Linked DNA regions of Homo sapiens: region 2 is linked to region 1. A link is an interaction called in ENCODE POLR2A ChIA-PET data of the cell type or tissue named here. Cell type or tissue: MCF 10A. All regions are shown on one strand. Links, peaks and the distances in the headings refer to the core of each region. The heading gives the core; the rest is flanking DNA.

Evidence for each region. ChIA-PET counts read pairs that join two places held together with the same protein. Peaks named below come from ENCODE experiments on the same cell type or tissue, not always from the same donor. Only the 100,000 strongest peaks of a DNase experiment are listed, where the experiment ranks them.
Region 2: POLR2A ChIA-PET joins it to region 1 with 8 read pairs; 1 of 35 experiments calls an interaction of 5 or more read pairs at or near these places.

The regions. Positions count from the first base shown.
Region 1 is chr22:45,730,213-45,735,593 of GRCh38, reverse strand. All of the region lies in intron 7 of ATXN10 (ataxin 10), which reads right to left. Among named protein-coding and RNA genes, the nearest start is that of MIR4762, 28 kb to the left of the region's middle. In MCF 10A, for the core only: a CTCF peak has its summit at 3,687 (motif pointing left); a DNase peak (open chromatin) is centred at 3,323.
Region 2 is chr22:45,783,177-45,788,557 of GRCh38, reverse strand. All of the region lies in intron 9 of ATXN10 (ataxin 10), which reads right to left. Among named protein-coding and RNA genes, the nearest start is that of MIR4762, 25 kb to the right of the region's middle. RefSeq lists a silencer at 2,801-2,850. In MCF 10A, for the core only: no CTCF peak of the experiment used is centred there; a DNase peak (open chromatin) is centred at 2,917.

The sequences.
Region 1 (5,381 bases), core at 241-5,240:
TTGATAGATCAGTTTCTGCATTTTTTTGTGTGTTCATTTCAGTGTTCCTTTATGGCATATAAACACATACCTCTCTGAATTCTCCCTTCTCCAGTTGTTAACATCTTACTGGTTCCCTCCAATTTGTTTGGAGGGAACCAGTAATTGATCCAAATAAATAAAAGAATTTAGGATATGATATAGGTAGGTGGGAGGATCCTCAAGCCCAGGAGTTGGAGAATATAGCAAGCTACGACTGCACCACTACGCTCCAGCCTGGGGAACAGGGCGAGACCCTGTCTCAATTAAAAAAAAAAAATTAGTGGAAAGGATAAGATTATTCACTAAATGGTACTGAAATAATAACAGATAACATTTAGGGAACATTAACTATGTACCAATCTGTATATTAAATGTTTATATTAAAATACAACCTGGCCGGGCACGGTGGCCCATGCCTATAATCCTAGCACTTTGGGAGCCCGAGGCGGGTGGATCACCCAAAGTCGGGAGTTCAAGACCAGCCTGGCCAACAAGGCGAAACCCCATCTCTACTAAAAATACAAAAATTAGCCGGACATGGTGGTGGGTGCCTGCAGCTACACAGGAGGCTGAGGCAGGAGAATCGCTTGAACCTGGGAGACGGAGGTTGCAGTGAGCCAAGACCACACCTCTGCATTCCAGCCTGGGCAACAGAGCAAGACTCTATCTCAAAATAATAATAATAATAATAATAATAATAATATAACCCATTTCAAGAAAAAGAAGGGCAGAGAGAGGCTAAGTAACTTTTCCAAGATCATATGCCTGTAACAGAAGAAATCAAGATTCAAACCCAGTCAGTCTCACACCAAAAGATTTTATAATCTTGGATAGTCAAAAGACATAAATAATTCATTTGGATCCATAACTCACTCCTTACTCAAAAATAAATTCTAGATAAATAAAAAATGAGAACTAAGTACTGAAAGAACTAGACTATGTAGGTTTGTATTTCCACAATCTAAGTGGAGAATTTACTTAAAAAACAAACAAACAAACAAAAATCTTCTTGGCTGTCAGTTGTCAAAAAAAAAAAAAAAAATCCAGAGGCCAGAAGGATAAAATTGATAACCTCAACTAGATTAAACACAAACAAAAAACGACTACAAGGCTAACAGAACATCAGAAATAAATTCAAACAAAAATTACGTAAACAATAGTTTACTGTATGTATGACAGAAAGACTAATTTCCAGAAAATGCTTTTTAATAAATGCATTTTAAAGAGTAACCTAATATGCAAAAACAAACATAATGGTCACTGAAAAACATTAACGAGAAATAGTAATTAAATCAGATCTGCAAAAGGCAACTCGTGCAATCTTGTGTTGCACTGATGTGCAACTTAGAAATCTCTCTAAAGTTTTTAAATACACATAATTCTTCAACCCAGCAATTCAACTCCAGGAATTTATAACCTGGATTTGATTTACTTAACCGAAATTTGTACAAGGATGTTCACTATAACATTATTTGTAAAGGTTAAAAGAAAAAAAAAGCAACCTGAAAGCAGCTGGAAAGTCTATAGGGAACAAATGAAAAAATTATGATGAGTCTATATAGTTAAATATTATTCAACTATTAAAAACATACAATGAATATACACATGCTAAAGTGCAAAGATGTACAAGTTACATCATAAGTAAAAACAGCAAGTTGAAGAATAGTGCAAAAAATGAAAACAAAAAACATATAGGTGTGTATATACAAAAAAAGACCTTTGAAAAGAAAACAAAAAAAAAAGGATATGCAGATCTATAGAAAACAAATGGAGGCTGGGCAAAAAGGGGAAAACTTTGTAACTTTTTTTTTTTTTTAAGATGGGAGTCTTGCTCTGTCGCCCAGGCTGAAGTGCAATGGCACAATCTCAGTTCACAGCAACCTCCGCCTCCCGGGTTCACGTGATTCTCTGCCTCCGCCTCCCGAGTAGCTGGGACAGCCTCCCGAGTAGCTGGGATTACAGGCATCCGCCACCACACCCGGCTAATTTTTGTATTTTTAGTAGAGACGGGGGTCTCACCATGTTAGTCAGGCTGGTCTCAAACTCCTGACCTCAGGCAATCTGCCCACCTCGACCTCCTAAAGTGCTGGGATTACAGGTATGAGCCACCACGCCTGGCTGAAACTTTGTAACTTTATGTTTCACTGACTTCAGCTTAAATAATTTTTAACAACAAAGCAAGCATTATTTGCGTAATACAAAAATTTAAGCCCTTAATATGTGGAAAAAATACACTATTTATTGTAGAATATGTATTAAATATGTATTATGTAATTAAATATGTAATACCTACTGCATAACAGGTACTACAGTATGGCCTAACCTGGGGTTGCAAAGATTAAAACAGAATGCAAATCCCACAACCTGGCAACAATTATTGTAATATATGGATATCAGAAAATACAAAGCTAAAAGGAATGTTTTTTGAGCTTTCAGAGAAAAGGCAAGGCTTGCTACAAGTGAACAAGATTCTGAACTGACAAAAATATATCAAAAACTGGAAACAAGTATACAAAATATATCAAAAGACAGGAATAAGTACATTAACATGAGAACCCAAAACTATTTTTATAAAGAAACGTATGAAGAAAACCTTGGGATTTTAAAGCCAAACAATTACATAAATTAAAAAACACATGCTATAAATACAACTGTTTCCATTCTCACTTTTCAGTCATAGCATTGAGAACTTTACTGAATATCTATCTTGTCCTAAAAAGATCACCAATGAGTAAATGCAGTGGTTTGGCAGAAGAATGGCTGGGGTGGAAGAGGCAGGTGGAAAACCCTGATTTGTAGCATTTGCTGGTTTCCATGGCACAACTACTTCCACCATGGATGATTTCAAGGTACCAACAATTTAACAATCAGCTCACAAATTTCTAAGCACTTAATAATCAACTCTTAGAAGTCACCACAGGCCAGCTCCAGTATAGCACTTGGTCTTTGGCATATTTAAATACTGGCAAAGTGGTCCTCTTTTAAAAAAAAAAAAAAAGTATGACATATGTGCATTAATACGCACAAGTCATAAATGTATAGCTCAATAAACTTCCAAAAGTAAATTAATTTGGCTTTGCAAAAGAAAACTGCCTACAATTTTTTCTTTTTTTTTGGAGACAGGATCTCACTCTTCCCCAGGCTGGAATGCAGTAGCGCAATCACAGCTCACTGCAGCCTCAATCTTCTGGGCTTAGGCAAGCCTCCCACCTCAGCCTCACCGGTGGCTAGGAACACAGGCACACACCACCACACCCAGCTAATTCTTTGTGTTTTTTTTTTGTACAGATGGAGTCTCCTTATGTTGCCCAGGCTGGTCTCCAACTCCTGGGCTTAAGCAATCCTCCCACGCCTTGGCGTCCCAAAGTATTGGGATTACGGGCATGAGCCACTGTTCCCAGTCTACAACTTTCCATTCCATTAATATATAAAAATACTTCCCATCTTAGAGAAAAAAGTCCAAAGGAAAAATAGAAGTTTTCCTAAATATGAAAAGTTACACCAGGAATTTCTCACTACAATACTGAAATCACCTATATTTTAAACAGAAGTGCCCTGAAAAGTTTAAAGCTGTGATCTGTCTTTTCTCTGTCTCTTAGAGAATTTTTAAAACTTTTCTTAAGCATGACTCACTGCTCCTCCTGCTGGAAACAAAGGCAAATCTATCTCCAGAAAGTAAACGCAAGCCCCTGAATAAAGACCTTTCTTTCCTATCACAGAAAATGAGAACTAAAGTTAACGAAATGATTAGTAAGATCTAACATGGTCTATATGACAAAGCACAGAAAATCAATATCAAAATGGTCCTGAACGAAAGTATATTCACAAAAAAGGAAATACACTCTCGTGGGCGAGCAGTCATAGCCATGAGCTGCATTTACAACAGGAGTTAACAGTTTCACAGTATCGGATCACATTCTCTACATTCCCGCCTGTGGACAGTGGATGAGTATCCACTCTGGATTCCAATCCCTCTCCTCCAGTGTTGCCCATTTGCCAACAGTGATTCCAGCATCAATTACTCCCTCTCTACCTGACCATTCATATCAGCATACAAAGGAACTCTCTATCATCTTTTATTGTTTAAATCAGCTTTATTGAGGTATAATATACATGCAATGAAATACACCCATCTTAAGCATACAGTACAAAGTTGTGTCAAGGTATACAGCTAAGTGCCACATTCTACTATCCAGAAAGTTCCCTCGTGTTCCCCTGCAATCAATTCCACTCATTCATTTCCAGACCCAGGTGACATCTGATCTATTTTCTGTCATGACCGATATATCTGGCCTGCTACAGAATCCCACGGAAATGGAATCAGCCAGCATGTTTTCTAGTCTGTCTGGCTTCTCTCCCTCAGCACTTCTGAGATTCTTCCCTGTTGTATCACAAGTGCATCCCTTTTTACAGCTGAGTGGTCCAGAGAAAGAACAATTCTAACTTTATGACAGAAGAAAGGGAGAATAGATAAAAACAGGAAGTTCTGAAGTAAAGACAAGGGATAGAGAATTAACATAAGCTCCCTTCCACGCCCTGATAAAACAAGACCTGAATGATCTAAGGTAGGCTTAAGGAGAATAAAAAATAGTTTAAATAATTAACCAGGACAGTATACCACTAGGAATCTCCTATAAAGAAGAGAAGAAGCAAACTGTCTAGAAAGCAGTTTGGAAGTATGTATCAAGAGCTTTAAACATGTGATATCCTTATACATAGCAATTTCACTTCTAAGATTATGTCCTAGGATAACAGCTGTGGAAATGTGCAAAGATGTAACTATAAAGGCATGTACTACAGTATTATCTAAAATAAGTAGAAATAAGAACAACCTACTGCCAGATGTGGTGGCTTATGCCAGTAATCCCAGCACCTTGGCAGGCCGAGGCAGGCAGATCACATGAAGTCAGGAGTTCAAGACCAGCCTGGCCAATATGCCGAAACCCCGTCTCTACCAAAAATACAAAAATTATCTGGGCATGGTGGTGGTGTGCACCTATAATCCCAGTTATTTGGGTAGCCAAGACAGGAGAATTGACTGAACCCAGGAGGCAGAGGTTGCAGTGAGTCAAGATTGTGCCACTGTGCTCCAGCTTGGGCGACAGAGCAAGGCTTTGTCTCAAAACAAACAAACAAACAACCTAAATGTCCAACTACAGGGATTTGGACAAATAAATAGGAAATTCTTTACTTGAAATGTTATGTTGGCTTTTTTTTTTTTTTTTTTTGAGACAAGGGTCTCACTGCATCACCCGAGCTGGAGGGCAGTGGGGCAATCATGGCTCACCGCAGCCTCAACCTCCTGGGCTCAAGTGACCCTCCCACCTCAGCCTCCCAAGTAGCTGGGTCTATAGGCATGT
Region 2 (5,381 bases), core at 313-5,312, 53 kb before region 1:
CACGAAGAAGCCCAGTGAGGAAGCTGCTGCAGACGCTGAATGAAAGGTGATGCAGGCCTGAAGCCTGCGACAGCAGTGGGGACAGAAAGATGCAGGTGGATACGAGATACATGGTAAAGGTAGATCAGACACTAACTGCTCTCTAGGACTGTGGTAAGAGAAAGAAACAACTGGAAGATTCTAAGAGTCTGGTTGAAATGGATGTGTGGTGGGATCATTTACTGGGAGGGCAAAGAAAAGATCTGGGGATGCGGGACTCAAGGGCACAGTTTGGGCATATTTCGCGGGAGGCACTTAGAGACGAGACACCTAAGTAAACATTACCAGTTATATATTATCCATCTCTTATACATTGAAAATGTGAGCAGTTATGTCCCCTAGTGTGGAGCCCCAGGGACATGTCTGGGCTCAACAGGCATTCTGCTGTCATCTGCATACAAATGGCCCTTAAATCTTGGGCACTGGAAATCTCCTAAAGCGGGTAGATGGAGACAGCAAAGGGCTCAGGACATAAAGGTCTCAGGAGAGAAATCCTGGTGCTCCTTGTATAACCTTGGGATCAGCACCAAGTATTACTCAACCAAAAGATTTGAGTAATCCCACACTAAATATTGTAGGCAAATGTAAACACTCATTCCTGATAGATTAATTTGTAAATGATATGAATATTTTTGTTCCTGGAAAAAGATCATCAGTAACTGAAATTGCACAAGATTTTCTTTAAAAGTTACAGTGATCATCAAATTATTTGCCCGCTGATTGTTTTTCAGGGTAACTTCTTTCAGAAATGTATTTCCAAACTGCGGGCTGTGAAATATGCAAATGTCCTACTGTGTTCTGTTAAAATTATACAGGAATAACACACAGACAAACATATAGACCTCACTAAACTGAATTAAATTATTTTAATTCCAACTGACTATTCTGTCCAAAGCTGGGATATGGGAAGAGCCACCAAAGTATTGATGAGAACGTTCAACTCAAGACGACTGGACAGCATTCCTTCCCATACAGTAAGTCTACTGAGTACCGAAGGTCAAAAGAAGCAAATGCCAGGCTTGGGAACTGGAGGCTAGAAGGTGGGAAGGAAACTGCCAGGGCACTCGGCATTTCCTGGGCCCTCCTGTCTCCCTAGTGCCTTGAGGGAAAAGGGGCCAGGAGGCAGATCAAGACACAGCGGTAGACGGAAAAAGGTCCGAACTCCAGTTTTGGAGTCAATGAGAATTAGAGTCCATTTCAGCTAGAGGATCGTCACCCTCAAATCTCACTGCAGCCCAGCTGAACACTCTAGGGTCTGACCCTTCTTTCAGGAGCCAAGCCCCAACCCTGAGATGGGGACAGATCCTATCCATGAAAATTCTCTGTGTTTTTCAATGCACATATATTAAATACTTATACTTAATTTGTTAAAAAATGAAGATCATCTTTATATATACAGTATTTTAGATCTTTCCATACAATAAAAATTATTTGAAAATGTGATTTTCTAATAGTATATTCTATTCAGTCACTATAACCTACCATAATTTACTGAACATTTCAGGACATTTGCATCATGACTAAATTTTCACCAACAATGCAATGAGCATCCATATAGACAATTTTTTTTAACCTCATCACTGATTATTTCCTTTGGAGAAATTCCGAAAAGAATTACTGGACAAAAACAAAACAAAACCATCTTTGAGTGTCTTTGAGACATACTGTTAAAATGCCTCCCAGGAGGGTTCTCCCAATTCATACCACCCCTAGAACTGTCCGTGCTTCCCTTTTAATTACTGATGCTGCAGATTTTTAAAGTTGCTTTTTTGATAGGTAAAAAATGTTCTTTGGGGCTTTCCTTTGCCATAAAGGAAGGCTGAGCATTCCTCCAGCTGCCTACATTTTATAAATTAAGATTTTATGAGATAAAGGCATTTAATAGTACAAGTTTTGCTGACCAGCTGAGATGTGCCCGCAGCATTGCACTTGGAGTGGGTACGAGACCTAAGTAAGGAAGAACCAACAATCCTTCCGACCAGGGAGCAATGCCCTGGCAGGAAGGGTGATAAAGTGCGGGCTGCACTGGCGCCCAGCTTCGCACACAAGGACTGCACCACTGCACGGGGCCTCAGTGGCCACACGGGAACACAGTGAGGCCGAGAATGTCAGAGACTGCATCCCATAAACTAACCCTGCTCCCCATGACACCTCCAAAAAGAAAGGAATCCAGAGAGAATGATACTACAGTTCTATGGCAAAACTCAATAGGGTAAAGTAGTGAGTAGCATTCTCCAAGCTTTTGTGACAAAATAAAGATGCTTTTCAAGAATAGTAATGGCAGAGGCTCTTAAAGTACCCGGAAGTACAAAACACAATGTGATTAATACAAATATTCTCTGAGTTCAACTACCAAATTCCAGAAAAATTAGCAACTATCTTTTCTTTAGCAAACATTCACATCTGAATTTAGTGCAATTTTCTCATGAATTATTCAACTAGCAGATAAAATCTTTGTTTAAATAATGAATGAAATTAGCTGATTTTTAAGAAGCTAGCTATATTTCTGATTACAAGATGAAAAAAAAATTTGGTGAATGAATGTTGAATCACTGCATAGCTACAAAATTTGTCTGCTTTGTCCAAAACAACCAGAAACCTTAGAGCTAGATGTCAGAAAGGTATTTTCAACTGATTTGGAATGCAAAATATCTTCCCACGTTTGGTCCAGGAGGACGTGGCTCAGAGGCTGCCAAGTATACCCCTCCTGCAGGACGGTGCAGACCCCTTTGCACAGGACTGTCTCTGACTCTCAGCCTCGCGGCTTCCTCAGACTTCCACAGAACAAGAGGTAATGGCAAGAAGGCAGGGACAGGACCCAGGAGCACTGAGTTAAGCCTGGCGCTGCCACCTGCTCAGCCATGTGAACTTAGGTGAGTCATTCTGGCCTCATGAAAAACAGGCCAAAAAGCTCTACTGCAAACAGAAGGTGTCATTCTAGTAAACGGTAAGAAAACAGAACGTCTTACACAATACCTGGCTTCTAGAAAGTGCTCAATAAAATGCGAGAATTTAATATCATCTTTTATTTGTACTTCTACTTAGGGCATTTTTGTTGCATTCTTTATAAAGAACTTTAAACTAGCTGAATCATAAGAAAAAAAGTAGAAGCACAGTGTTAGTTTTCCATTACTGTCATTTCTTTAAGACAGTTTAATTAGGCAAAATGTCAAAAGCTGGCCAGTGAAGTATTTAAAGAGCTAGATGAAAGATCCCCATTTTTAAGCAGAAGCAGGAGAAAATATGAATCAAGAAGTGAATTTATCTCTAATGTACTTGAGTGCACATTACTTAAAACTCCACTCCATTTAGTAGCCTCCCGAAAGTACCACAAGACATGACTTGAGAGAGCAACAATACCAGAAAGGGATGGGTAAACCATGGCAGCAGCAGAGAAAACAAAGCAGCTCTGAAAAGCTGTTTCGGCACATCTGTGCTAACACGCACAGCTACATTTAGAACAAAAATAACCCATACAGCAAGTTTTTAAAAATATGCATTCTGCCTCTGCTACTTGGGGTGCAATCCCCACCCATAATGCATCATCTACAATGTCATACTTCAGTGCCTGAACAAACAGAATTCTGTCATGAACACATTCAGTCTTTAATTTTTAACTCATGGACAGAATCTCAATTGCTTGTTGTATTATGATAAGCTCCTTGCCATCAATAAATAATGCCCTGGAAACTGTTGATCAGCTTGCCCACGGTGTTTAAAAAATAAAAAAATAAAGGCTTGCTGGGAGCTCAAGTGTCCAGCCCGTGCTGGGAATCTGCCACACAGCAGCCCTCAGAATGACTATCTGGAATGTGTAAGAATAGCCATGAGGTCAATTTGGGCCCTGCTCTAAGCTGTGTGTCCTCTGGGCACAGGGAGGGGGTCGACAGGCGAGCCCACAGGAAGCCAGCCTCCTGTCCCTTCTCCCGTGCCTGCCATCCACACCTCCTGACAGCCTAGCACAGACCTCCAAGGCAAGACATGTGGAAGCCCCACTGTTACCTGAGGCAGACTGTGCAATGTGACACTCGGGGTGCAGATTACAATTAGGGGACTATGTCTTACGAATCAAGATCATATGTCTTAGAAGCTGTGTTAGCTCTGCTTGAAAATGGGAAATAGGCGAGGGAAAGGAAACGTGCCAAGTATCCTACTATATTACAAATCTCTTCCATGCAAATATTTGGTATTCCTAATGGTTTTGCAAGGTAGAAAATAATGTTCCAAGATGACAGATAAAGAAAATGAAATCTGTAAGGGTTAATTTGTTCACAGTCATGGAGCTTAATGAGTGGCAAAGCCCAGATCTGCCTAATTTAAAAATGTACATTTTTTTTTAAAAATTGTACCACACAAATTGCAGGTAACTATTTCTGGTTTTCAGAAAAGAGAGAATGGCTGAAATAATATTAAATGTGCTGGAAAACCTCAAAGTGTGCAAATGAAGAGTGATGAGGATTAAGAAGGGGAGAGGGAGGGCCAGTGACACAGACCTGGCCTGCTGTAGGACAGGGGACGGCCTGCAAAGCAGTCAGGGACAAATGCGGGTAGTGGGCCGCCAGCCTCAGCAGACCTAGGAAGACATCTCAAGTGCCAAACTCTCACCAGCCTTGACCTACAGGAAAGAAGTCTGACCATTTCCTCGGTGCCCTCGGGAATCGTGCCATCAGCATGACACAAACATGACAACAGCACTTTCAGGTCCTTTTTCCAAGACCTATTTCTCTGTGTGCTAACACCTGGCACCTCTTTTAATCTTCTATTTATTTATTTGATAAACATTTAAAAGAAAGCTACTTTGTGATAGACCTTGTATTGGGGACTAAAAGGTAAATCAGAAACAGGTACTGCTCTTACCAATGTCAGGATGTGGGTGGGGATAAGGGAGAGAGAAGGCCCCACAGACAAGCAAAAAGCACCATTCACATCCAGCACTGGAGGGAAACACGAAGGGCTGCAGGAATACAGAAGAGGACACCTGAGCCGGCCAGGCAGGTCCAATCAGGGGCAGCCCTGAAGGCCAAGCTTACCAGTTTTAACTTTGTCCTGAAAGCAACAGAAAGAATTTACAGAGACTGGTGCTTCAGAAAAGAACAGAGAGTTGTACCCTCATTCAAGGATTCACGTTTTGCAATTTTCAGTTACCCGTGGTCTGAAACTATTAAGTGGAAAATTCCTAAAATAAACAATTCCTGTTTTTTAAGTTGTGCACCATGCTGAGGAGCATGAGAAAATCTCTCACCATCCCTCCCAGGGCTTGAATCCTCCCTTGTCCAGCACACCCACACTATTTATGCTCCCCAGCCATTCTGCCATGGTATCACAGTGCTCGTGTTCATGGA